3 separate regions of the Mus musculus genome follow, and regions 1 and 3 are each linked to region 2. The links are chromatin loops, found by intact Hi-C in ENCODE. Cell type or tissue: gastrocnemius. All regions are shown on one strand. Each heading gives the region's core, and the rest is flanking DNA. Links, peaks and the distances in the headings are about the cores only. Region 1 has its middle 16 kb from the start of 4921536K21Rik. Region 2 holds the start of Gm51880 (a long non-coding RNA gene). Region 3 overlaps Tcn2 (transcobalamin 2).

Region 1 (10,670 bases), core at 2,987-7,986, 74 kb after region 2:
CTTAATAAATGGTTTGATGTATTTGTAAATATGTCTGACTATACTAAATATTCTTTACCTTTAATTTATCTTTTTAGGATTTTTTTGTTTGTTTGTTTTTTGAGACAGGGTTTCTCTGTGTAGCCCTGGCTGTCCTGCAACTCACTCTGTAAACCAGGCTGGCCTTGAACTCAGAAATCCGCCTGCCTCTGCCTCCCAAGTGCTGGGATTAAAGGCGTGCGCCACCACTGCCTGGCTCTAATTTATCTTTTTAAACTCAAGTACAAATTAACTTTGAGTTCTGTATGTACAGATGTAAGTTTCTGATGTAATTTCTGAAGACAAAATAGAATTTTAAATAAATGGTTCAGAATATTTGTGTTTATTCCTGATTAAATACTCTTTACCTTCAAAGAAAGAGAGAGAGAGAGAGAGAGAGAGAACCCCCTTTAGCTTCCTTTAGCTTTCTGCCCTAACACGTAGCCTAGTAGCCACAGCCTTCGGTAGTTCTCCTTGCTGTGGCACGCTCAGAGTTTACATTTTTTTTTTCTGTATTTTCATTTCCATGTGTGAGGAAGGTCTCAAGGAAGATGGGAGACAAATATAGATCCTTGTCAAATGCCTTGATTTCTACTTTAAAAGGTGCAAATCTCAAAGTCAATGACTTGAAATCTGTGGGAAGATCATAAGCTCCTGAAAGTCTGTGATAATGTTTACATGATATACCAAGAGGCGTGTGATGTCCCCTACATAATACCCCTAAAGGCGTGCATATTAAAGCTTGCCTGACAATCTATGAAGACTTTGAACACCTTAGAACTGTTCTAGGTAGATGCATTGGAATGGGTGACATAGTGGTCTCAGAGTGGAGGGGAAGCGTTCCTGTGTTGCAGAACTATACACTTAAACTTCTGTGTATGTTGCACACACTACAGTGGCATGCCTTAAGCTACTTGACTAATGTGCTGATTGTTTTGTCACTGAGAGAAAATCACCCCGCAGGGACAGAATGAGAGAGGAAAGGTTCATTTGGCTCACAGTCCAGGGCAGTTTTGTTGATCGTGGTAGCATAGAGCAGAGCAGGTTGCAGCAGGAGGGGTGGGAACAGTGGCTGCTTATGTGGTGGTAGACCAGCAAGCAGAGAGCATTCAGAGCAAGGGGCTAGTCTAGAACCCTCAGAGGCCCATCTGCAAGGAAGCCTAGGGTGCCCAGCTCTCCCTGAAATTAAATAAATAAATAAATAAATAATCACTCTTAGTGTTAAGAAGTTCCTTAAGGGCTGGAGAGATGGCTCAGTGGTTAAGAGCACTGACTGCTCTTCCAGAGGTCCTGAGTTCAAATCCCAGCAACCACATGGTGGCTCACAACCATCCGTAATGAAATCTGACGCCCTCTTCTGGAGTGTCTGAAAACAGCTACAGTGTGCTTACATATAATAAAATAAATAAATCTTAAAACCAAAAAAAAAAAAAAAGAAGAAGTTCATTAAACCCATACGTGTAAGAACTTCTAACATTCATTTTCTTGTGAACAAGCAAAGATGACAGGCAATGGGGAAATTTGACTTTATAATTATCAGCTATAGGACTCAGTCTTGCTATCATGGCTGCCTCTACCAAAAGGTCTGTCAGACTGGTAGCCAGGCTAGTCATATGCCAACACCAAGCACCTTGAACACTCTACCAGTGTCCAGATCCAAAAGGTACAGCCTCTGGCCAGCCTCTGTGCTAATGTGCATGTGTGTATGTATGTATGCATGTGGGTGCATGTATATATGTGTGTGGATGTGTACATGTGTGTGCATGTGTGTGTTTGTATGTGTCATGTGTATGTGCATGTATATATGTGTGCATATGTGTATATGTGTGTGTGCATGTGTGCATGTGTATATATGTGTATGTATGTGTGCCTGTCTGTGTGTGTGTGGGGGGGGGGGGTGAGGCCCACTTGTAGCACCATTGCTGTCCTCGAACTCAGAAATCCACCTGCCTCTGCCTCCCGAGTGCTGGGATTAAAGGCGTGCACCACCACACCCAGCCCACCTGGAGAGATTTGAAGCACACAGGAGGGCTTGTGGGTAGAGCTCAGCTGCAGGTCCTGGATGGTGGGGCTCAAGGCCCTGAGCTTGATTTTCCACAGGCACTAAGTAACTCATCTTCTTCCATGACATTTTTTATTAGAAATTTGAGCCTCCATGGAGATTTATGTCAATGGGACCAAGCATTGTGGATGCTAAAGAGTAATTACAGTATAATTGTTCTCAATTTCCAGATGAAGATAAAGCTTTGAGGGGTAAAATTTTCCCCTACGAGTCAGATTCCTACTCAGAATCGTCCACACAGATTGCTGCAGAGCCCACACACATCAGATACACCAAGTTCCCTAACGCAGCAATAGGCAGTGCTTCCTGCAGCCAGCGGGTTGACAGGAGCAGATGGTACTCAGATGCTCTTTACAGCACCCAAAGCCTTTGGATGCAGGAGCCTGGACACCACCAGCCAAGGGTTTCACCTGCTTCACTTACTAGGGAATGCTCGTAAACTCCACAATAGCAAAGAGTTTGAATCTCTTTTGTCCACTGATGAATTTCAATCGCTACATCAATATCTGGTACATAATTTTAATTTGTCAATATTATTTTAAATTATCTGTATGTGTTTGTGTGTGGCTGTGCACACACAAATACAGTGTGCATGCAAATCAGAGGCACTGGATCCCCTGGAGCTAGAATTGTATGTGTTTGTGACCCACCAGACAGACATGGGGGCTGGGAACCAAACCCCAGTGCTCTGGAAGAGTAACAAGTGCTTTTGGCAACTGAACCATCTCTCCAGCCTCACTTGGTCATGGACGAGCATCCAGAAGACACCGCCTTAATGAAAATCTACTACATACAAGTCAGGGTTGTGTTAAAGAGTCTATTGGAGAACTGACCATAAGGCAGGCAGAATATAGCAGGGACTCTGAGAAACAGCACTAATAGAGCACAGATTTTGATTTCTGGAGAACCTTTGCTGTATTCCAGATGTAATTGTGAGGGGTCTTGTTGCCAGGGAAGGGCTCCATTCCCATCTTCTGTCTCCACATCTCATAAAGGGCCAAGCAAGGAATGCCCAGAGCAGGGTCTCAAGAACCCATCAAAGCACTGTGTGTTGTAAAAGATTGGTCTGCAGATCGAGGTGCAATGGGAGGTGCTGAAATCTTTAAAAGGTCAGGGAGGCCTTTGGGACCCTGAAGGCATGCCCCTAAAGCAGTTTGGTGACACTATTTCCATGTGTCCTCTTTCCCCCTGACCATGACCTGACTGGTGTTACTCTGCTGTGTGTGCCTGCCAAGATGTGTGGTGACTTCTCTGTTTCTATCTTTCCCGTCCTGGTGGCCTGACCCAGTACACTATGGCAGCCACTGGAAGAGACTGGGTCTTAGTGGCTGTAGTGTTTCTCTGTAGACACCAATGTTCTGCCCCTGCTACCCCACCCCCACCACATGCTCTCTTTCTCTCTCCCCCTACTTTCTAGTTAGCCTGGGCTAGCCTAGAACTTGCAATACAGCCTACACTGGCTTTCCCTCCAGTCTCTGCCTACTGAACGCTGGGATTAGAAGTGTCACCATCACACACCCCTGGTTGCTTTATAATGAAGACCTTTGAAGTCGACGGGTCATCATTTTCTGTGAATTTTGACACTTATCTTGACTAGATTTCTAAAGCCTTATGTTGTAAGTCAGTCTAGAGGTTCTGTCATTCAATCCAAGTACTCACGAAGCTGGCACAGAACTGCTTTGTGTTTGAAGCATTCCTGGGCTACCTAGAATGTTCTAGGCCAGCTGAGACATCAGTATGAGTCTCTCTCTCTCTCTCTCTCTCACACACACACACACACACACACACACACAGCCTCACACTGCATCCTCCCTTATTCTTAGCTCCTAGGAAGAAGAACCAAATGGGGTAAATGAAGATGTCTAAGCCAGCTAGTCTGCCATCCCGCCAGAGTAAAGAGCAGAGCTTAGATTTGTTGGCTATTCTCTGACCCTCTTGATAATCTTGATCCATCTGATTTGAGCTAGCTGGCTTCATTAGGACCTGATTTTTTGTCAGTTTGTCCAGGAAGAATTTTCTGCAAAATTAAAAAAGAAGCCTAGGTTTCTCTTGAGAGCCAGGCCTGGTGGCACCTGCTTTTAATCCAGGCGATCAGCAGACAGAGGCCAGCCTGGTCTACATAAGGAGATCCAGGATGGCCTATCTCAAACAATAAAGATAAAAAGCTGGGAAGGAAGGGTGCCCTCATGTCCCCGCTGTGATTCCACTCTACAGCCAGGTGTAGCTGCATCCACAGAGAAGTACAGAAGCAATGCACGAGTCCAGGCCACGAAAGGCAAGGCTGCTGCATGGGAAAGCCAGCGAGTGCACGCTTTCTCAGGGATCACATAGTGAGGAGGAGGTAGGGACCTCACAGCCCAGAGGACTGTCTCCTCAGCAACACTCTGGCTGTTAGAATCAGTCTCCGTGATGGAGATGGCCAGCAGCATTTCCTCTGCAGAGTGTCTACCAGGAGCTACCACTGGGCTTCAGAAGCCCTGTCAGCACCTGGCATCATACTGTCACGTGACTGAGCTTACCCTAGCTTAGTCATGTGACTGACCTCACCAACATCCCCCTCGGTAGACAGCTGGCATCATACTGTCACGTGACTGACCTCACCCTAGCTGTCATGTGACTGACCTCACCAACATAGACAGAGGCGAGCACATGAACGATCTATACACCTATGTTAAGCAACAATTTTCCCAGAGTATGGCTGTCCCTCCAAGGGGATGGAGATGGGCTGTGGCTGCCGGAAGCCTGAATTCTCTGTCCCCACAGTGAAACACTTTGCATAACCACCTAAAATTTTATGAGAGTGGAATGCTCATTTGACTCACAGAGACTGTCACAGAAATGCTCCCTGCGAGCAGGTAAGCTCAAGAATTCCTACCCAAAATCACCCTTTGAGTGGCAAAGTAAAACTCACCCCACAAAAGTTTGGGGCTTCTGCCTGTCCACCATGTCTGCTGGCCTGTGCCACAGCTCAGGCCCTGGGAAATAAAGGAAGCAAGACCAGCCTCTGAGTCTCTATGGTACATATAGGGATGACAAGGAGGGGAATGGTTGCTAGAAGGGCAGCAGATCCCCGACCACATTCTGCCCTGGCCAGGGGTCCTGTGCTCACAGGCCCGCTAACTTCCAAAGTCAACAGCTGGACCAGGCTCTGAACTGTTAAGCCATGTAACACTTTCTTGTCAACTAAGCGCTGGGCCAGGGGCTGGGCTGGAGTCCCATCCATATGTCACACGCCTAGCATACATGAAGCTTTATGTTTGATTCCTGGGACTGCATATGCTGGGTGTGGAGGCACACACTTGTAATCCTGTCACTCCGTAGGTGGAAGCAGGAAGAGCAAACATTCAAAAAGTTTGGCTACTTGAGAAGTCCGAGGCTATCTTGGGCCACATGAGACCTTGTCTCAAAAAGAAGGGCAGAAGGGGATGTGAGATGGCTCAGTCGGTAAAAGAGCTTGCTGCCAAGTCTGACAGAAGATCTGAATTTGATCCTCAAGACCCACGTGGTGGAAGGCGAGACCCTGCCCACTCCCCTCCACACCCACGCCATTTCATACACACATTAAATGATAAAAATGTACAAAAGGAGGGCTTGCCTAGGACATATCTTTCTACTATTCTTACTTGGGGATCAAAGGAACTAAGTGATTTGGCCCTACCACATTCCCAGACCCCTGCACACAGCAGCAATGGTTCCTCCTGCAGATACCCTCATAAGCATTTAAAAGGGTAAGTGTGTGCTGCCCCCTGGTGGTCATTACAGGATCGGTACTGAGCTAGATCCTGGGCCCTTAGGTCTGAAGTAGTCTAGCTTATGACCTCTTTTCTCAAGACATTCTGCATCTTTTACTGTGTGGAGTCCTCCTTACAGCTCTGAGGGACAGCAGAGCCAGTGACCTTATTCTTACTTTATAAGTGAGTGGTAGCATCAGGATGCATTCAGGAATCCACCCTTTTTCTGAGCTTGGCAAGTCAACCCCTGTCTTTAACCTCTTAACAGAAGCTAAATAGGAATGCACAAAACAGCAGAATGGTCTCTTCTGTGTCCCCAGTGCTGGGATTAAAGGCATGCACCACCACGCCCAGCTCCAGAGGGATGTTTCTTACTGGCTTGCTTCCCCTGGCTTGCTCAGCCTGCTCTCTTATAGAGCCCAAGACACAGTTGGATCTCATGAAGGCACTTCCCCAACTGAAGCTCCTTTCTCTGTGATAACTCCAGCCTATGTCAAGTTGACACACAAAACCAGCCAGTACAATAGGTATATGGGTGGGTAGATATATTTGAAGGTAGATAAACAGATGGATAGATGAGTGGGTGGATAGTTTATAGTTAGGTGGACTAGTGGATGGATGGACTGGTAAATGGATGAATGGATGGATAGATGGATAGATAGATGAATGGATAGATGGATGAATGGATAAATAGTGTCTTAGTCAGGGTTTCTATTCCTGCACAAACATCATGACCAAGAAGTGAGTTGGGGAGGAAAGGGTTTATTCAGCTTACACTTCCATACTGCTGTTCATCACCAAGGAAGTCAGGACTGGAACTCAAGCAGGTCAGGAAGCAGGAACTGATGCAGAAGCCATGGAGGGATGTTCTTTACTGGCTTGCTTCCCTTGGCTTGCTCAGCCTGCTCTCTTATAAACCCAAGACTACCAGCCCAGAGATGGTCCCACCCACAAGGGGACCTCCCCGCTTGATCACTAATTGAGAAAATGCCTTACAGCTGGATCTCGTGAAGGCATTTCCCCAACTGAAGCTCCTTTCTCTGTGATAACTCCAGCTTGTGTCAAGTTGACACAAAACTAGCCAGTACAGATGGTTGGATGGATGGATGACCAAGTCAGCTCAGTCAATGGGTTCTCCAGGGAGGGAATGAGGATTAGAAAGAAAAAGACAATTAGAAAACACTGTAGCATGACCCTAGCCAGTTCTAAGGCTGAGGCAGGTTTATTTTTTCCCAGTCTGCTTTTATACCACTTTAATTACATGCAAATTCTTGCCTAAAGCCTACTTCTTTGTTCTAGCCCAAAATCAGATTCCTGCCTGAGCTTACTTCCGTGTCCTGGCTGACAGGCTACAAATGGGCACTCCTCAAAAAGCAGCTCTGGCCAACCATGACTGAGAATAAACTCTGCTTGAAAGGAAGTTCAGGACAGGGGTGTGGGCTGGCAATCTCCTTTAGAGCTCTGTCTAGGTTTCCCACCTGTAAATAGGTGACAGCAGGCAAGTGTACAGGGAATGACAGGGGATAGAACAGCCTGCCTGTCATAGGAACTCAGTAAATGGAAGGTCCCTTCCTTTTGTCCCTGATCATGGAGAAATTCTGGAGAGGGAAGAAACAAGGCTGCTAGACATCTGACAAGTTTTTGTTTGTTTTGTCCCAAGACCTTTGAGTTAAGTGCATTTGAGAGCAGTGGTGGAGGGAACGAATGGATTTCTGGTAGGGCTTTAGGCATGGGGACATTCCACAGAGCTCCTGGTGATGATGCTCAGAACCCCTTTAACAGCTTCAGGGCAGTAATCAGGTCTCCCGTGCCCTGACTTCTAGACAAACACTTCCATCGCCTTAACCTAACATCTCCCATTCTCCCAGAATGGTTGATCTTAAGGTCGGGTCAACTGGCATGGTGTTACAACTGAGACTATGAAACCATGGAGACAAGATCAAGGGTGAGCTGTGCTCCTGGCTTTAACTCTCAGCCCTCCACCACCACCTCCATCTGCAGTGTTGAGCCAGGGAGCCAGGGAGCAAGCTTGAGAGATGGACATAAGCACAAGACAGCCTTAGGCTTGACCCGCACAGCTCCTAAATGTCTACATTGGACAGAATTGGACAGAATTTAGTCTCTGAGCTTCAGTTCTTGCCCATAAATGGGGACTCTATAGTCACCCATTTCATTGTTTTAAGTATTCAGGGGGGTCATGTTTGAAACAAGTGGAGCCTTGGTGCCTGTCACGAGAATGTTCAGTAAATGCTTTGTGTGGTTTACAGTGCTGAGGATAGAACCTAGGACCTATGCTTGCACATGTTAGTCAAGTACTCTCCCTCGAAGCTATGCCCCCAGTCCAGGATATGTTGTGTTTTTATCATTGAAAGGGGTTTCTAGGTTATACCTCACTTGATCTGAGTTCCATGTACACACATAATCATGGACTGTGGAATCTTTGAGCCCTTCTATTCTCCTATACAATACCTCTTCTGTCTTCTGTCCTTTTCTTCCTTTGGCTCTTCTTCCCTCCCAGTGCCCAGGCAGCCTCTCCTGAATATAATCCTTTCTTTATCCCACTTAAGTGCAGTAACCTCTGCAAAAGAAAAAGGAAAAATATCCAGATGACCAGAGGTGGCTTACCAAATGCCTCACTAGATTGACATCCCAAGTCCTGTCCCAGACTCCACTTCTGGGGTCTCCCCATCTTGGGTGTTCTTGCTGGTGAGTCTCCAGGGGCAGGCTTCAAGGTTTCCAAAGATTGTATTATTCTCAGTGTCTGTCTGTCTCCTCCTTTCCCCATCACTCAACACCAGCCCCTCCCCACCTCTCCATGAGTGGATCAAGATGTGAGCTCTCAGCTGTTCCTTCACTCTGCTGTCACAGGCTGTAAAGCTCTAAAGCTGTAAGCCAAACTAAGTGCTTTGTTTTATAAGTTGCCTTGGTTACAACATAAAGGTAACCAAGACTTTCTTGCTTTTGTGTATGTGTATACACACACGGACCACAGTATGCTTGTGGAGGTCAGAGAATATTTGTGGGAGTTGGTTCTCTCATTCCACCATGTGGGTCTCGGGGCTTTAAGTGCATGTAGTCACGCGGCAGACAGTACCTTAACCCACTGGGTCGTCTTGCTGACCCCATGCTGCTGACTTCCCATCCCTCTTGCTGACTTTTCTCTGTGATGCTGGCCTTCTCCAGGCCCTGGGTTGATTACTCCATTCATCTGCTCACCCCTCCTGAGGTCACCGATCATTTCTGCTTACATCCCTTTGACCCATTTCAGTGTCTCTGAATTCAGGAGTTGTGATTTTTTTAGAGGAGTCCTCCTGCCTTGCTCTTGGGTTTCCATGTTGTGGTTTGTGCTGTGGCTGATTTGGGTAGCTCTTCCGTCTTCATCAGGACATCTTAGGGAGCAGCTCGCTCTCAGGGGCTAAATCACCATCACCATTGGGGTGCGGGGCGGGGGGGGGGGGTGGATGACAAACTACTGCAGCAGCAGCAGCAAAGCACACAAGGTGCACGACTACATCACCAACGACCACAGACCAGAGCACACTAAAACAATAAAGGCTGCAGTGTGACCTCACCAATGAAAAGCAGCCAGGAAAGGGCGGACTCAAGGAATTCAGAGAAGCTAGGACAATGAAAGCAGAGGAGGAGCAGAGAAGAATGGTATGGAGAAGAGAAAGGGGTGACAAACTAGAAAATGAAAAAGAAAAAAGAAAGTGGTGGTGCACACAACTTTAATCCCACACTTAGGTCCCTGAAGACTGGAGACCGCTAGGAACACGAAGTCTGCTTCTTGTTGCTGATGTTGAACCTGTATTGGACAAGTATCCAAAACCAGCTAAAGCTGCCCTCACTTCAGAGCCACCCTCACTTTTGTGGCTTCTCTTCTTTGTGTACCAGACTTCCTCTTCTGGGTTTTTCCACCCTTCTGGGACTCTGCAGTCCTCTGGTCTCCACATGCATGTACAACATACCTATGTACCACCCGCAAGCATGTACACACACACACACACACATATACATACATAAAAAAAAATCCAGCCAACATTAGCAATCCTGTATCAGTAGTAACTTAAATGTAAATGGCTTCACAGCTCACCAATAACAGAACATGAGACTAGCTGATAAAACAGATCCCTTGTATTTGTCGCCTCCAAGAAACATATTTCACTAGCAATGACATCCAATTACGAGTCAATGAAGGATGGAAATCAATTGACTAAGCAAATGGAGCCTCCTGCGTCCCTGCAAAAGCTTACATAGCTACTTTTGCTTTTTTTCATGTTTATTTATGGTGTGTGTGTTTGCATACACCATGGTGCATAGATGGAAGTTGGAAGAAAGCTTTCAGGAGTCGGCTCTCTCTTTCCAGAGATTCATCAAGCTTGGCAGTGAGTGCCCCCCGCCCCCCGCTGTGACCCAGAAGAGATAAAGTTGATGGGGGAGGGGGGAGAAATCATTCAAGAACAATTGGTTAAGCTAGGTATGGTATGGAGGGAGAGGGATCAAACTGTTTCAAAGAATGGAGCAGAACAGATGGCAATGGTAATTAGATAACAATTATAAGGGTATATGTCACATACATCATATCCTTAATTTTATATAACAAACACTAAAGGGCACGAGAGATCAGGCACATCCTGATATGGTAACAATACAGACACCTATGGGGTACTCTTCTCAGCAGCCTATGGAGCCGTCTCTAAAACAGGTCACATTCTTGGTTGCAAGTTTAACAAATATAAAAACATTTATTTCATATTATCAAGTCAGTAAACCTAGATAGCAATAGCAACAGAAACCGCATGAATACATGTAGACTAAACACACTCACTTGAACGAGCAGTGACTCACTAAAGCAATCA
Region 2 (5,000 bases), core at 1-5,000:
TACACTTTCTAGTTAGACCACACCTGTTCATGCCACCAGGCAATGCACCGGCTTTGTGCTGTGTAGATGGCAGCCCTGACCTTTGGGAGTGTATCACTAGCCCAGATAGACAAAGTGGATGCAGACGGCACCAGGGAAGGGCTGCAGCTCAAGTGTCACTCACTTCGGGCTACGGCCAAGTGTGACAGTCTGGTAGCTAATGACAACAATGCATGGGTCTGTCTGACTTGTTAATTATAAAGGCCCGAGTTCTTTTATGCTACAAGGAAGTCGTTAGTAATCAAGGCAGCTGGCCAGTCAGGAAAATGATGCTCACGTCACTGTAAGGGTGAGAAGGTCTTTCTGAGGCAGTGGCTTCCGCTTCCCAAAATGCCTGCTTCTATCCTGCTGGGCTCAGCTGAGGCCCTGAGATGCGAGCCCAGGTCAGAATGTCTGCTTCCTGCCACCCACGCTGGGAAAAGCCAACTAAGTTTCTGAGGACAGACCATCTCCACCTTTGATGCATCGCATCTATCTGAGCTCTGGTCGCCCCGAGCCTCTTTCAGGCAGCACTGATTTATGTGGGCCCCTCAGCAAGCCCCAGCCACCTGTGTGGGTCAGAGGGTCGTACCTAAAGCAATCCATTTGCCTCCCTACATATTGGCAGGCCTTCTGTGCTGCTTTGGGTCAGCAGCTCTTCCACTCAGCCACAGCCCCACCAAGTTCTCCCCAGCCACCAAGGCTAAGCCCTCGGGAGGCTGTGCCTGGGGCCCCCTTCTCTGAGAAGATCCGAAATCTTCCCAGCAAGATTTCTTACCTTCCCCGGGCCTGCCCAGAAGCCAGTTCCTCCGCTGGAAGCCAACACTGGGTCTTTTCTCAGCTCTCTGTACCCCCACTTCTACCTCCCTTACACACTGCGGGACTCAGGAAAAAAACTTGGCTCCTTTAAGCAAACCACCTTCCAGTGTAGATTTTATAGATATGGGTGTCATGTTTTGATAAGAACAAAACCAAATCCTTCTCCTTTAAAGTTACATGGATGAGTTGGGCCTAGTGCCATAGGCCTGCAATTCTGGCTACTTTGGGAGTGAAGTTCAAAGCTAGCCTGGGCAACATCACAAAACCTTGTCTCAAAATGTAAAGGGGGGAGGGGCTTGCCTAGTATGCATAAGGCACTAGGTACAATCCCCAGGGTCGGGGGATGGAGTGGCCGATGTATGCCTGAACCATGGGAAGCTTCCAGACAAGACTGGCTGTGACTTCCGGACAGGTAGTGTCTGTGTGATGAGTATACATAGGTCCCTCAGTTTATGTCTTAATTCTCCACAACAACTAAAGAAAAGGCTTGACAATCCCATCCCCAAGGTTCTACAGCCCCCTCACACCTGTTGCTTTCAAGTCAACGACAACTTCCTATGAGACGCTGCTCAAGGTCTTCTCTGCTAAGAGTGTTCCAGAATTATATCTGTTCCCAGCCCGTCCTGTGATTGATTTAATCACAACCCAGAAACCTTCAGTTCTCCAGCTGCAGATCCGTCCCCCTCTTGGCACACATGACTCCCAGCACTCAGGAGGCTGAGACAGGATTCCGAATCTGAAGCCAGCCTGGGTTATTACACACAGTAAGTCCCAGGCCAGCATGAGCTGCACAGCCTGTCCTTGTCTCAAAAGAAACTGAAGGGGCTGGAGATCTGGTTTATCAGCTAAGAGCACTGGCTGCTCTTCTAGAAGACCCCAGGTTCTAGTCCCAGCACCCACAGGGTGGCTTATAACCACCTGTAACTCCATTCCCAGGGGATCTGGTGCCCTCTTCTGGCCTCCGAAGATACTGCATACACATAGTGCACAGACATGGCGTCAAAACACCCACACACATAAAATAGGAATGAAAATAAATGGAGGGAGGGAGACACCACATTTCAGAAAGCCATTCCTCATGTACAAGGGGAGAAGTGTCATGTGTGCTAGCCACTTAGGACACAGACTGAAAGTTCCAAGAGTGGTGTTTACAAAGCCATGCCGACCCCACACTCCCCACCTTGGCACCATCCCCGACAGGAAGAAAGCTTTCCGAGCCTTACCTTTTTAGAGGATGTTCATCTTAGGGTGATAGGCTGGCAGATGTTCCTTAGGGTAGGCCCCCAGGGCCACCAGCCACCCCTGCCCCAGCCCTGCCCAGCTGCCTGCCTGCTCTCTCTAGTGGCAGAAGCTAGGCTGATGAGAACATTCTGACACTAGACTATGACATCAGAATAGGCCGTGATCTCAGAGCTGTGACAGGAATGCTAACAGGGTATAAGGCAGGAAAAAGAAAACCCTAGAACCGGACTAGCCCCCTAGAAGTAAAGTCCCAGACAAGAAGGTGGCTGGCCCTGTGCTCGGGTCTTATAGTTTTCCAGACATCCCCTCACCCTGTGAGACAGATCTGAAGATGATCTAAAAATGAGATCAAAAGCACTGAACAATGTTGCTATCCATTTAGAAGGAAGGCAAGTGCAGGAGCCATCCTCTAGCGCCCCCTTGTGTTAACTTAAGGGATAGTCTTATTTGCTCACCAGGTGGTTTGCCTGCAGACCAGGAGGATTGGGGCAGAGACCCCAAGAAGACCAGGTGTCACACTGCCCAGGACAGGATTAAGTGCAGGCTGATAAAAAGTTACCACTGTGCTAACACCCTACATGTCAAAAATGACACAGCCATGTCAACTCGACAGAATTCAATACCATGTCTGGTGAAAGCTAGTGTTTGAATTCTACATACACAACACACACAAAATACAATTTGCTAAAATGGGACACTGTGGGTGACTTAGTCCAGCCATCCTACGTGGGGAAGCTTGTTAAACTAGGGTTTGCTCTTGGTCCCATGCTGGTCTGTAACCCAATAAAGGAGCCCAAGCTGGTCTCTAATTCTCTATCTTCCTGCCTCCACTTCCCCAAGTGTGGTATAGGTGTGTGCCCCCATGACCAACTTAACAACCTAAAAATCAAACAAGCAAGGAAATGACACAGAATGACACGTTGCTGACACTTAAGGATTTTTTCCCTACAGCTCTATTGTGTAGTTTGCAAACAGAGATGGTCTATTCCTCCCGTTCTGATCGGGTGCCTTTGCCGCCCTTCCCCGCCCTTCCCCGCCCTTCCCTGCCCTTCCCTTGCTTACTTTGCTAGCTATGATCATCAGTGAGAGGCGAGAGTCTGGGCAAGAGTGGACAGCTCTGAGTTTTCTCTGCACATCTCCAAGAAGCACCCAGCATCCACAGTGTGAGGTGGGCTTTTGGAAGTTGCCCTTAATGCAATGGAGGTGATTCCTAATTTACCGAGCTTTCAACAGACATGGTATTGAGTCCTGATGAGTGAGCTAACAGGGTTGTGTCAAGTGCTCACTTAGACCCATCTTTAAATGCTGACATTACGTTGCACTCCTGGCACAAGTCTGTCTTGACCATGGTGAATTGTCCTATTTATATTTTTCTAGACTCTGACTGCTAATATTTTGAAGATTTTTAAAAACTATGTTCACAACAGACATTGAGCTGCAGTTCTCCTGTACCATTTGTCTGGTTTTGTATCAAGGCAACACCGTCTTTATACAATGGCCTGGGAATCTCTCCATGTTTTCTAGAAGACAATGTGTGTACATAGTATTGTTTATTTTACAAATGTTTTATAGAATTTACTAGTTAAGTTGCCTAGGCATAAGATAGCTGGACGAGTTCCCAGAGTTCATAAGCAATTTAATGTTTTTCTGAGACAGATTTCACCGTGTAGTCCATGCTTGCCCTGACTGTCCATCCTCCTGCCTCAGTCTCATGAGTGCTGGGATTATAGGCATGCACTACCATGCTTGGCCCTATAAAGACTTATTGGGGTCATTTTACCAAATATGCATCTGTTCTTGTTCTCTCTCTCTCTCTCTCTCTCTCTCTCTCTCTCTCTCTCTCTCTCTCTCTCTTTCCCTCCCTCCCTCCCTCCCTCCCTCTCTTCCTCTCAACTGGTATTTTCTAGCTCAATAAAATCCCTTTTCAGTCTTTTGGGCAAACTCCAGAGCTTTATACACTGCCTATCACTTTATTGCCAAACAGAGAGGATGAAAGGAAGGGAGGGAGGGAGAGAGGGAGGGAGGGAGGAAGGGAGGGAGGGAGGAAGGGAGGGAGGGAGGGGAAGGGAGGGAGGAATAGAGGGAGAGAGAGAAACACAATGGAAATTTGCTCACCTTTTAGGAGCATAGAACTTCCTACTATGGGGCAAAATTTCTGAAGTTTTGTACCCCTGCTGCCTACACTGACACAGCCTGTACACTTCCTGCTCCCTGGACCTGACCTGGACAGTCTCCCCCACAGTCTACAAGATTCTGGAAGGAAAAATTCCCTAAATTACCACCTGTTTGATGCTACCTCAAATTCTGGCCTTGTGGCTGCTTAATTTTCAAAGCAAGCACAGGGTCACGGGTGCTCTGTGTGACACAGTTTTGTTTATTCTTTTAGACAACCTTCAGATTTACAGGTGAGGAAACGTAGGAACAGTGGGATGTGAGCCTAGGCCTATGGTTACCCAAGGCTGCCCATGGTTAGGAGACAGCCAAGCAGGTGTGAGGATGCTAGACAACCAGGCAAGCAAACAGGAACCTCCCTGAAGCAGGAGCCAATGGAGCAACCACAGGGACAGGTGGAACAGGGAAAAAAGAGACAGCAACTTCCAAGGTCAGGTGCGGTGGTGCACACCTTTAATCCCAGCACTCAGGAGGCAGAGGCAGGCGGATCTCTGCACTCAAGGCCAGCCTGGTCTACACAGTGGGTTCCAGGCAGCCAGGACTACACACACGAAGACCCTGTATCAAATAAAGCAAAGCAAAGCAAAACAAAACAAAGAAAGGAGTCCACCAGCATCAAGGGGTACAATAAGGCGACTGCCATGGGCCAGTGCTAACACTGAAGTAACTAAATTGGAGCCACAGAGCCCACAGGTGGACTCATGCCAGATGGTTCAGTCTGGGGCGTGGCTGAAGATGCCAAGATGTGT
Region 3 (10,670 bases), core at 2,685-7,684, 110 kb after region 2:
GGCAGCTTCGGGCGCCGGGCTCTAGTCCCTCCCGAGTCCCGCGCGGCTCAGCGCTTCCCGGCCCTGCCCTCTCCGCCGCTACCGAAGCTGCGCTCCACCCGGAAAGTTGGGCTCAGCCCGGGCCCCGCCCACGAGTACCAGCCCCGGAGCCCGGCGGACGTCTAGCCCCTCCCACAGCCTTTGCGCCTCCCGACTTGGCTTGCGCAGCTGCGGCCGCGAATCCCTTAGTGGAGAGTGTGGGTTGTACCAGCCACCAACCGGAATCCGGATTGTCTCCAGCGCCAAGTAGAGCCTTCCTTAAAAAGACCAGTATCCAGTGCTGGAAACCCTGGGCACTCTGCAGAGCCGTCCCCAAGCTGTCTGCCATCGTCGAGAAGCAGGGCGTTGAAGTGAGACATACCACATCACCTGATCCCAGACCACAAAGGTCTCCTTGAGATCTTGGAATTCAACGGAGCTAGACCACGTGGTCCCTTAAGGCTGCCTCATCTTGTTCCCCCTCCATTCCACTCCAGATCTTTTCTCCCCCTCTCAAACCAGGGCGGCGCCCCCTCTGGGGCAGCAGAAGGGGAAATGAATCACCAAAGCTAACCACAGCTCCGGGAAGCAGGGTACAGCGGGCCGGCATCCATCCCGAGCTAGCCGACTTTATGTGCTGCTCCCTAGGCATTCCGAGGTGACTCACAGCTGGGTTTCATGAGGCCCACGGAGCAGAATCCTGGATGGTTCCCGGGTTTCCCACCTGAATTCAGGTTAGGGTAAGCAGCTGAAACCCAGGGACCTGTTCCCAGCCCAACGCGTGAGCAAGAATCAAGGTCCATCCTGGACTCTTTCCGGTAATTGGATTTCTGGGGAAGCTCCCGCTCACCTGCACAGGCCTCACCCGGCTCTGTTGTCAAACAAGTCCTGGATGACAACCTGCCTAGAGAAACAAGATCGCAAAGCGCAACTGTGTAGCCCGGCCCGCAGCGCCCTCTGGTGGTCGTGACTCCGCACTGTTGCAAGCGTTCCTAATCCCTTCCCAAAGAAATTCAGGTGAAAATAAGCCAGTCCCACCTGAGACCTAAATCAGATCTCTGTCCCAGATGAACCAGGAATCTACACTGTCACACTTGCCTCCGATGAGTCTGATACCCGCGGGAACCCGTAGATCTCTGCTGAGTAACCCAAGTTGAAGGGCAGAGAGTGTAGGTAGGAGACTTCCAGGGAAAGGATCAAAATCTGGGGCATTTAGATAGTTTTTCCAAGAAGAGTTATGGGAGGGAAACTGAATGAGCCTCTCCCCTCCCCCCTCCAACACACACACACACACACACACACACACACACACACACATTTTTTAAGAAGAGGAATCTGGGCTTTCAGTGAACTATATTCCTCTGGGATTTTTAATCCATTATCCACTAAGCTTCTTTGAATTAAAAAGCATTTCTTCCTATTTAAATTTTTTGTTTATTATTAGTGGTGTGAATGTCTGTATGGGAATGCTGAGATTACAAGCAGGTGCCTCTGCCCACTTCTGTGCCCATTTTAAAAAGATTTATGTGCATTGGTGTTTAGCCTGTCTGTCTATCTGTAACTATGCATGGATGTCTGTGAGGGCATCAGATCCCCTGAAACTGGAGTTACAGACAGTTGTGAGCTGCCATGTGAGTGCTGGGAATTAACCTGGATTTTGTGGAAGAGCAGCCAGTTCTCCTACTGCTGAGCCATCTCTCCAGCTCCTTGAACAATTTTTTTGTTAGATATTTTATATGGATGAGTGATTTGCCTGCATGTGAGTGTGCGCACCATGTGCATGGCCGGTGCCTGCAGAGCCAAAAGGGCATCAGATCTCCTGCATCTGAAGTTACTAGTGGCTGTGAACTACTATGTGGGTGCTAAAGACCAAATTTAGGTCCTCTGCAAGGGCAGTAAGTGCTTTAAAAAAAAAAAAAAGACTTATTTTATGTATATGCATACACCACTGTAGCTATCTTCAGAAACATCAGAAGAAGACATCGGATCCCATTACAGATGGTTGTGAGCCACCATGTGGTTACTGGGAATTGAACTCAAGAGCAGTCAGTGCTCTTAACTGCTGAGCCATCTCTCCAGCCCAGTAAATGCTTTTAACCACTGAGCATCTCTCTAGCCTCAGAAACCCATTTTAACCTGTCTCAACATCAGACTGTATTTTACTGTGGATCCAGAGCCAGGAGGCCCGGATTCAAGGAGGATATCACTGGGGTAGAGGGCTCATTCACGTTCCTTAGGGTCTACTCAAGATCTCAGAGCAGCCTATGCCTCCCACAGCACCCCTCAAATTTGAGCCCTACTGTATGAGGGGCCCACCTCCCTGCGAAGCCAGGGGTGCAGGAAACACTTCTGAGGGAGGCTGGGAAGCAAAAAAAGAACCTCTCCCTAGTGACTGTGCTGCAGAGAGAGGTATGGTCTGTTTTTCTTCGGGCTTCAAGCCTGACTGGGTCATTTCTATATTTGGGCTCAAGTGTCCTGTATGTGACCTATGAGGAGACCACAGTGACAAACACACTATAGACCAGAGCACCACCCCACAGCTCTGAGTCAGAAACCAGGCTGGAGAAGAGCTGCTGACATAGGTGACACAGCCTGAAGCCCCATCTTAAGAAAGAGATAAAGATCCAGGCTGGCCTCAAATCCCTTCTGCAGAAAAGGATAGCCCTAAACTTCTCATGTTTCTGCCTCTGCTTCCCAAGCACGAGGATTACAGGTGTGTGCCACCAAGCCTAACTTTATTTTTTTTTAGGATTTATTTTATATATATGAATATACTGTCACTGTCTTCAGCCACACCAGAAGAAGGCATCGGATCCAACTACAGATGGTTGTGAGCCACCATATGTTTGCTGGGAATTGAACTCAGGTCCTCTGGAAGAGCAGTGAGTGCTCTTAACCACTGAGCCATCTCTCCAGCCCAAGCCTGACTTTATATGGTGCTAAACTCAGGGCTTTGTGCATGCTAGGCAGGTACTGTTACAATGGAACAACATCCCTAGTCCATCAAATAGTGTTTAGTTCTTGCTTTGTGCATCTGGGAACACAACCCAAGGCTTTGTGCATACCAGGCAAGTGTTCTGCTACTCAGTACAGCCTCAGTCCCCAGCAAATCTCTCTTGGTCCATCAGGATCAGCAGCCATATCTGTGTCATGTCTCCTGCCTGACATCACTTCCTATAGCAGCACTGTTCATCTTGAGACCTTGGATGAATCCCTGTTTTCCCCATATTTATAGCGAGAGATGCAAATGCTCACGCCCCACAGGGCTGTTTCACACACTGTTTAAGAAAGATGGAGTCAACTCTGTTTATGCCAACTGTCCATGTGATACACAGGAGAGTAACCACAAGTAACTCCCCAGAGATCTCTGCTCCCCCTCCCCCCATGCATGAACACGAGGCACCAGGACTCTACGTCCATGTCAGGTAAATCAAGGCTTTAATTGTATTGGATGGCCCTGCCGATGACCAAAGGCTGCCTTATGACCACTGGGACCACCACTCTCATAACAGAGAGCAGGGGTTGGGTGTGCAGGTCAGAGCCACAGCAGGCCATGGAGGTCCTTCTTGTGGGACCCTGGTCCCAGAGCAGTGGTACTCACAACACCCATAGCCAGCAGACTTCTTTATGTAGAGGAAGTCAAGAGCAGCCTGTTCCTCAGGCTATGGGGCAGTCTTCATGAAAGACCTGTGGGATCAGGCAGGGCCAAACTCAAACTAGCAGCCTCCCTAGGGGAGGTTTTTTTTCCCTTCCTGCTCCCAGGTGGGGAGTGGCTTAGATCCTCTTTGGGAAGGTAGCTGAGGTGATCTGGGGGGCATTGTTCCAAGTGCACTTGAGGTGGCAGCAGGGTGTGAAGACATCAGGAGGGATCGTAGGACTACCATCTAACTAGCCGCAGCTCAATGGTTTCCCCGTCCTGGGGTTTGTAGTCAGCAATGCCTGCAGAAAACAACGAAGTAAAGGGGGTTAGCAAGGCAATATCCCACCCTGACCACATCATGTGACCATCACCCTGAAGTCACATCTATGAGACCCACTCAGGGTTTGGTGGTGGGAGCTGTCCGGAGCCAGCCAGAGAGTCAGAACGAGGCTTGGTAGGCTCCCTCAGGTCACAGGCTCATACAGCAGAGAGGGCGACCCCAGTGGGTTGACATGGGACTAACGGCTGTATAACAGGGATGGGAACCAGGGCAGTACCTGCTTGGCAGGGTCAACATCTTCAAAATGGAGTTGTCAGGCAAAGGGACTGTTCCAGAGGGTGTCACAAATGAGTGTCCCAGAAGCAACCTTTCAGTTCAGGAGAATACCTGGCTTCAAGTCCCACATTCTCATTAGAGAAAGATAATAAAGCCAGGCTGGGTCTGGTTAGTGGACGATCCACTGCCTGACAGGCCTAAGACCCTAGTTCATTCTTAGCTCCAGATTTATTATTTCCAGATTAATAATTAATAATTTATAATAACTAGCAACAATTTAGAGGAACTAGAGAGGTTCCTTAAGAAGCCAGGGGACAGGTTCCATTTGCTGACTCATTTTCGCACGCCTTTAATCCCAGCACTTGGGAGGCAGAGGCAGGCAGATTTCTGAGTTCGAGACCAGCCTGGTCTACAGAGTGAGTTCCAGGACAGCCAGGACTACACAGAGAAACCCTGTCTCAAAAAACAAACAAACAAGAAAAAAAGAAGAAGAAGTGGAGTCTTGAGGGCCAGGATGGTGGGGACACACTAGAAATCACAGAAGGCCGAGACATGAGGATTGTGAGTTCAAGGCCAACCTAGGCTACATGCTCAAAAAAATTAACTTAATTAAAAATAAGCAAAGAAATAAAAGCATGTGAATATGTCACTGGTGACTCTACATTGGGATTTTACATTCTGTAATGATCATTTTTGAGATATTGTGGGCCAAATAAGATATATCATATAATATTAGTTTCACCTACTAGGAAACATTTACCCACCTACCTCACATTTTACATCTGTTGGATAGTGTTGACAGAATATTATTCCATTTTTAAATGAAAACAAGCATTGTATATATTTCTTGTAGTTATAAGAAAATGTATCAAAAATGAAAAAGACTTGAGCTTCGGAGAGATGGCTCTCTGGTTAGCACTGGCTCTCTTCCAGAGGACCTGGGTACCACATGGTGGCTCACAACCATCTGTAATGTGGTCTGGTGCCCTCTTCTGGCATGCAGGTGTACATGCAGGTAGAGCATTCACTGACAATAAATAATAAATCTAAAATAATAATAATAAAGTTCTTTTAGAACTTAATTTCTGGGTAGTGAAATGCAAGCTTTCATTCTTTCCTGTGTCTTGGACTCTCCACAACAACTTCCATAAAAACTCTAAGAATTTCAGTTAAATATTTTGGACCCAACTTTGAGCATGTGTGGTTTTCTGATGCTGTAGCCCAGGAAGGTTCGAGGGAAAGGCTGGGCTGGGTTCATGCAGCCTTGCTGCTGGGTCAGGACTCGGGTAGCAGGGTATCCAGGACAACGGGCTACAGACTCACCTTGCAGCAGGGGTGTGTCAGGGGCTCGGAGGAGCTGCCAATATTCTCGGTCCCCAGCATCTTTCCCTAGTACAGATGTCAGGTAGGGGCCTGACAAGGAGGCCTGGGTCCCATACCTAGAAAATAGAAAACTAGCTGCTGCTCTCAAGGAGGAGGCTACTGTGTTGATTTAGACAAAGAGAAAGACATTCATCCCTTTACCCCTTCAGAAGAGTGGATCAAGGCCCCCGGCAAATACTAAAACCCAGAAATGTGCAAGTCTGTCCTATGAACTGGTGGAGTATTCACACAAGCTCCTGTGTGCGTCTTCCTGCGTGCCTTACTTATGTCACAACGTTATTTACAATATCGAACACAAGTAAACGCTGTGGTGGTGGTTTTTTCAATATAGTGGCAAGCAAAGGTCTATGTGTTCAGCCCAGATTAATACAATTTAGTTGAATTCGCAATTTGTAAAAAATGCAGATTTGGTAGAAATGGATTGTTTAGGGGATGTCACAGAACAGCCCTTTTCATTTTTTAACGTGTGTGTGTGTGTGTGTGTGTGTGTGTGTGTGTGTGTGTGTGTGTGCACGTGCACACATGCAAGTAGGTCAGAAGAGGGCCTTGGATGCCCTGGATCTGGAGTTACAGGCAGTGTTGAACCCTGCTAGTGGAGGCTGGGAACTGTGCTTGGGTTCTGTAAGAACAACGCAGTCCACCAGCCCTTTTTTTTTTTTTTTTTTTTTTTTTTCTTAAAGACAGGGGTTGTCTGTGTAGCCATGGCTGTCCTGAAACTTTTTCTGTAGACAAGGCTGTCCTTGAACTCAAGACATCTGCCTGCCTCTCCCTTCTGAGTACTGGGATTAAAGGTGTGTGCCACCACTGCTCAACCATGAACAATCCTTTTCAATGGTTGTCCCTTTACTCTGAGGCTCTCCACGGCTGCTCTGGGCCACTTCTCTCCACATCTGTCTGTCTGCTGTGAAATCTGGTGCCTCCCATGTAGTCTCCCTGTCTGGCCCTTGAACTCATCTCAGGCAGCTCCACTCTAACAGAACTCAGAGCTTCTCAGACTGACACCCACCTCTTACAGGTCCTCAAAGACCTGACTAAAAAGCCTGAAATTCTATCTTTTCTCCATTTTGATTCAGTATCCAAACAGATACTGAGAGGGGGAAAGAGAAGAGGAGGAGGAGATGAAGGAGAAGAAGGGAGGGAGGGAGGGAGGGAGGGAGGGAGGGAGGGAGGGAGGGAAGGACTTTACGATGAGTAAATACATTAGTGCCGCCAAGTGACATTATGGAAGTGACTTAGGACCCGCCTGGTGCTATTTCAGGACTGAAAGTTCAAGGCCAGCCTGGGAACAGAGTAAGACACTTGATGATTAATCTTGATTATCAGCTTACTGGGATTTTGAGTCAGCATGCAAACAGATTTCTGGGTATGTCTGAGGAGGAGGATTTCTAGATTAGCTTAACTGAAGGAAGGAAGACCCAAGTCTGGGTGACCCCGGCACATGGCCTGGGCCATTCGCTGAGCGGGAAGGAGAGCAACTGTCAACAGTGGCTCCCATCACTGAGTTTTCCCAACTGTGACCACGACACCTTGTCCCACCTCGACGAACTGTCTCACCCAGAACTGGGAGCCTAAACCAGCTTCTCTCTGCACTTTGCCTCCATAAGGTCTTTTGTCACAGCAATTAGACATGTGACTAATGCAGACCTTGTTTGCAAATGAAAAGTTAAAATCTGAACGATCGATAGTAGAGCTCCTGCTTAGCCTGGCTCTAGATTGCATCCTCCACCGGGAGGGGGGGTATATGTCACTTAACCTGGGAAGTGGGGCGTTTTTGTTCCTTAAAGACAGTGGCCTTTGATCCCAGCACTTGGGAGGCAGAGGCAGGCAGAGCTCTCTGAGCTTTTGAGGCCAGCCTGGTCTACAGAGTGAGTTCCAGGGCAGCCAGAGCTACACAAAGAAACCCTGTCTCTGAAAAACAAACAAAAAGGACAGTGGTGTTTACACAGCTGTGTTCTAAGAGTTCTTGGCCCAAATGACCAAACAGTCCTTAGGTGGCTTTCCCTGGAACTCTTGTTGGGAACAGAAAGCAGAGATTTCTCAAGATAAGGCAAGAATCCAGGGGAGAGAGCAGGCTGGTAGGGATACTCAGCTGCTTCGAGCCAGAGTTAACCCTGGGGAGGCAGATCCATCTCCATGGTTGGCCAGGGGCCAGCAAGGAGCAGCAACTAAGTTTCGCCTATTCTCGCGCTTGTCAAATCTCAAGGGACAAGTGTCTACCTTCTCAGAGTTATTAATGGCGAGATGTTATCAAGGTTATTTGATACAATTAATCTTCCTGGCGCTCTCACTGCATACCAAGCTTTAAACCTACACAAAACATGCCCAGCGGTGAGCTTAGGCTCCCCCTAGTGGCCCTGTGAAGAGGAGCAACATCTCGTCCCTCAACTCACTAGCCTGGGGTTGTAGGGAGTGGATGAAGAGTGAGGAACTGGAGTCCCAAGTCTGGGTCCCTTGATGACAGTGGTGGTCCATAGCTCCCAGCACAGGCCAAACACCACAGGCCCAAAACACAGGCCAGAAAGGAGTGGAGAAGGTAGACATAGAAATTAAACCAGAACTTCTCCCAAGAAACTCCTCTGTTCCTCACCCTTCCCATGATACCATTTCAAGCACGGAGGCCTGAGGGAAGTGAGAGCTAGGATGAGGAACGGGAAGCCTCACGTGAATCCTCCGCCATCTTGTGCCAACTTCAGGACATCTTCCAAGGAAGATCCAGCAAAGACAAAAAATGTCTGTTCGTATGGTGACAGGGCACTGGCGACCTTCAGCGTGACGCTGATGACTTCTGAGATGTGGACAGGGTCCTCAACAGCTGGCACCAACATGACTATGCCAGGAAGAAAGGAAGAAGCAGCTGTCATGAGGACCGGGAGCCTGGATCTGAGTCCTCCCTTCTTCCTACAGACACCTTGCCCGAGTGGCCTACGGCCTTCCCTCGAAATAGCTCAGTCAACAGCATGAACAGCTGCTGGGCTGAAACCCGGGTCTCATCTCAGCCTCCACATCCTTCTGCAGCCCAGGCCTGAGCTCCTTGCTGGGTCTCTGCTTCTTGCCTCTCTCCTATCTGACACACCGCACCTCAGAGGACCCTGTCTGCATCTGTTCAAGTCACGTCCTGGTCACCCCTGACAGACACATCTTCTTTCTCTGCATTTATCTACTACACCTGTTCATTCTCCCAGACCCACTTTCTCCCATGATGCCCCTGTGTTACAGGGCCCCGCGCCTCTGCTTTGGCCTTCTCTGCTCCTTTGCCCTCTCCTCCCATTTCCTGACAAGTCCTTGGGTACCAACATTAACCAAATGTGTCTCTCCACTCATTGAGTCATTAACTCATCTGTGATGATCTCGCTTTTCAACCTGATGGCATCTAGAATCGACTAAAATGCAAGTCTCTGGGTATTCATGAGATGGGTTTTCTCAATCAGATTCTTCAAAATGGGGACGACCCTCTGTAAATGTGGGCAGCACCTTCCGGTGGCAGATCAGGCAAAAGGACTCGGAAGAAGGAACCTGCTTTTTGCCGCTTGCCCTCACTCTCACTATCTACTTTATCTGACCTCTTACAGCATCCCTTTGCTGATATTAAACCAACTTCCTCACACTTCCAATGTAGATAGAAGGCTAACAGCTCTTCAGAATCCATCAGGCCTCCTGCATCGCCACACTGGGACTGCGGAGACATCCAGCTTTCCAGACTGAGACAGAGTGAGAGAGCCACTGTTGAACTATCTGTACCATATAGTGTATGCCAATCCAATAAACCATCCTATCAATGCTGCTGCTTTAGAGGACCATGACTAATACACTCCTCCATTCCCTCGCCCAAACATTTCCACGGTGGGTATCACGCAGTGGGTACCGCCCAGAGCACTTGTTTGGTGTCTGTGCCCACACCATGAGTATCAGAAGGCTGTGGCCTCGTTTTAGCTGCTGTGTTCTGTGCATGCTCATGTCGCCTCAGCCAAGCATCACTGACTGGTCACCCATCACTGGGACCCACAGAGAGTAGCTTATCACTTAGGAGACAGAAAGGGCTCTGCTACCCCTGGATGCCTGGCAGTCTGGGAAGATAAGATCCAAGTAGGTCTTGTGGTTCAGGATGGGTAGCAGCTGGGAAATCATCAGAGGATTTTGGAAGGCCCCATCCTGTAGGCTGAGCAGCAGGGATGTCCCTGCCTTGATGCACGCTGTGCCCAGCCCTACCCCGGATGCAGGAGATGTCATGAGCATCTGTGAGGAAGAGAAGGTCAGAGGTTAGCCCCTGGGAAGGAACCAGGCTCTCCAGCTTCTAACCAGCCCTCCCTCCATTGACCCGCTAAGCAGTCATGGCTCCAGAGTCTCTCTCTTACCTGTAGTGCCAGTGGGGTGCTATAGATATTCCCAAAGTAGCCCTCAGGGGCCTGGGACTTCAGGATTTTCTCTCGCACTGTCTCGATAGCCATGGTGATTCGTGGTCTCAGATCAGAGTTGAAATTGAATCGCTCCAAACAGGTGAGGGCCAAGCCGGCCATGGCTTCTGTGTCTAGGGGGATAACATCTAGTATGAACTGGACAGCTTGATAAGATCAGACTAGGTGGGGATTCAGGATCATATACCATACCAATTCAGGTGATTTGCCCAGGACTTCCCTGGTCCTAACACTGGACACAGTAAGCCCCAGAAAAACGCTCAGACCTAGACAAACTTGGTCACTGAGTGGCTTGAGAGTAACAGGTTATATGGACAGACTGAAGAAGAGGGTCCCAGAGGATGGATTCTACAGTCCCTGCTCCTAAGCCAGGATGCACTGAGACCAAAGAGGGAACTTTATTACTGATTAATTAAATCATATTGGTTTTGTAGTGTAGAGTATTGAATTTAGGACCTCAAGCATAGTAGTTATTTGCCATTGGGCTACATCTCCAGCCTCCTTGGAGAGTTTGGTGCCAACAGCTACGTTATCTACCCTCAGGCATTCTGATTTAATTGATAAAGGTAGCTGTCAGGGCCTGGGAGTTTTTAAGATCTCCTCTTCCCTCTAGGCAACATTAATGTGTCCACTGTGTTTCTCTACAAGACTCTGAGACAAG

The links. Hi-C counts contacts between places; a loop is a spot of excess contacts. Peaks named below come from ENCODE experiments on the same cell type or tissue, not always from the same donor. Only the 100,000 strongest peaks of a DNase experiment are listed, where the experiment ranks them.
Region 1: a loop joins it to region 2, with 3 times the contacts of the local background. A loop is called at or near these places in 15 of 42 quality-filtered maps.
Region 3: it touches region 2 in a loop (2.1-fold over the local background); 7 of 42 quality-filtered maps call a loop at or near these places.

The regions. Positions count from the first base shown.
Region 1 is chr11:3,874,220-3,884,889 of GRCm38, forward strand. It overlaps the pseudogene Gm11952. Among named protein-coding and RNA genes, the nearest start is that of 4921536K21Rik, 16 kb to the right of the region's middle. In gastrocnemius, for the core only: a CTCF peak has its summit at 5,829 (motif pointing left); a DNase peak (open chromatin) is centred at 5,820.
Region 2 is chr11:3,803,053-3,808,052 of GRCm38, forward strand. All of the region lies in intron 2 of Osbp2 (oxysterol binding protein 2), which reads right to left. It overlaps Gm51880 (a long non-coding RNA gene), which reads left to right and starts at 1,172. Exons shown (of 3, transcript XR_003949627.1): 1 at 1,172-1,249; 2 at 3,150-3,247; 3 at 4,202-4,311. In gastrocnemius, for the core only: a CTCF peak has its summit at 2,500 (motif pointing left); a DNase peak (open chromatin) is centred at 2,504.
Region 3 is chr11:3,913,753-3,924,422 of GRCm38, forward strand. It overlaps Tcn2 (transcobalamin 2), which reads right to left. Exons shown (of 10, transcript NM_015749.3): 6 at 9,950-10,122; 7 at 9,644-9,830; 8 at 8,259-8,424; 9 at 5,538-5,653; 10 at 3,328-3,957. The coding sequence ends at 3,896. Slc35e4 (solute carrier family 35, member E4) reads right to left here and starts at 912. Exons shown (of 2, transcript NM_153142.3): 1 at 1-912. In gastrocnemius, for the core only: a CTCF peak has its summit at 5,197 (motif pointing left); a DNase peak (open chromatin) is centred at 5,160.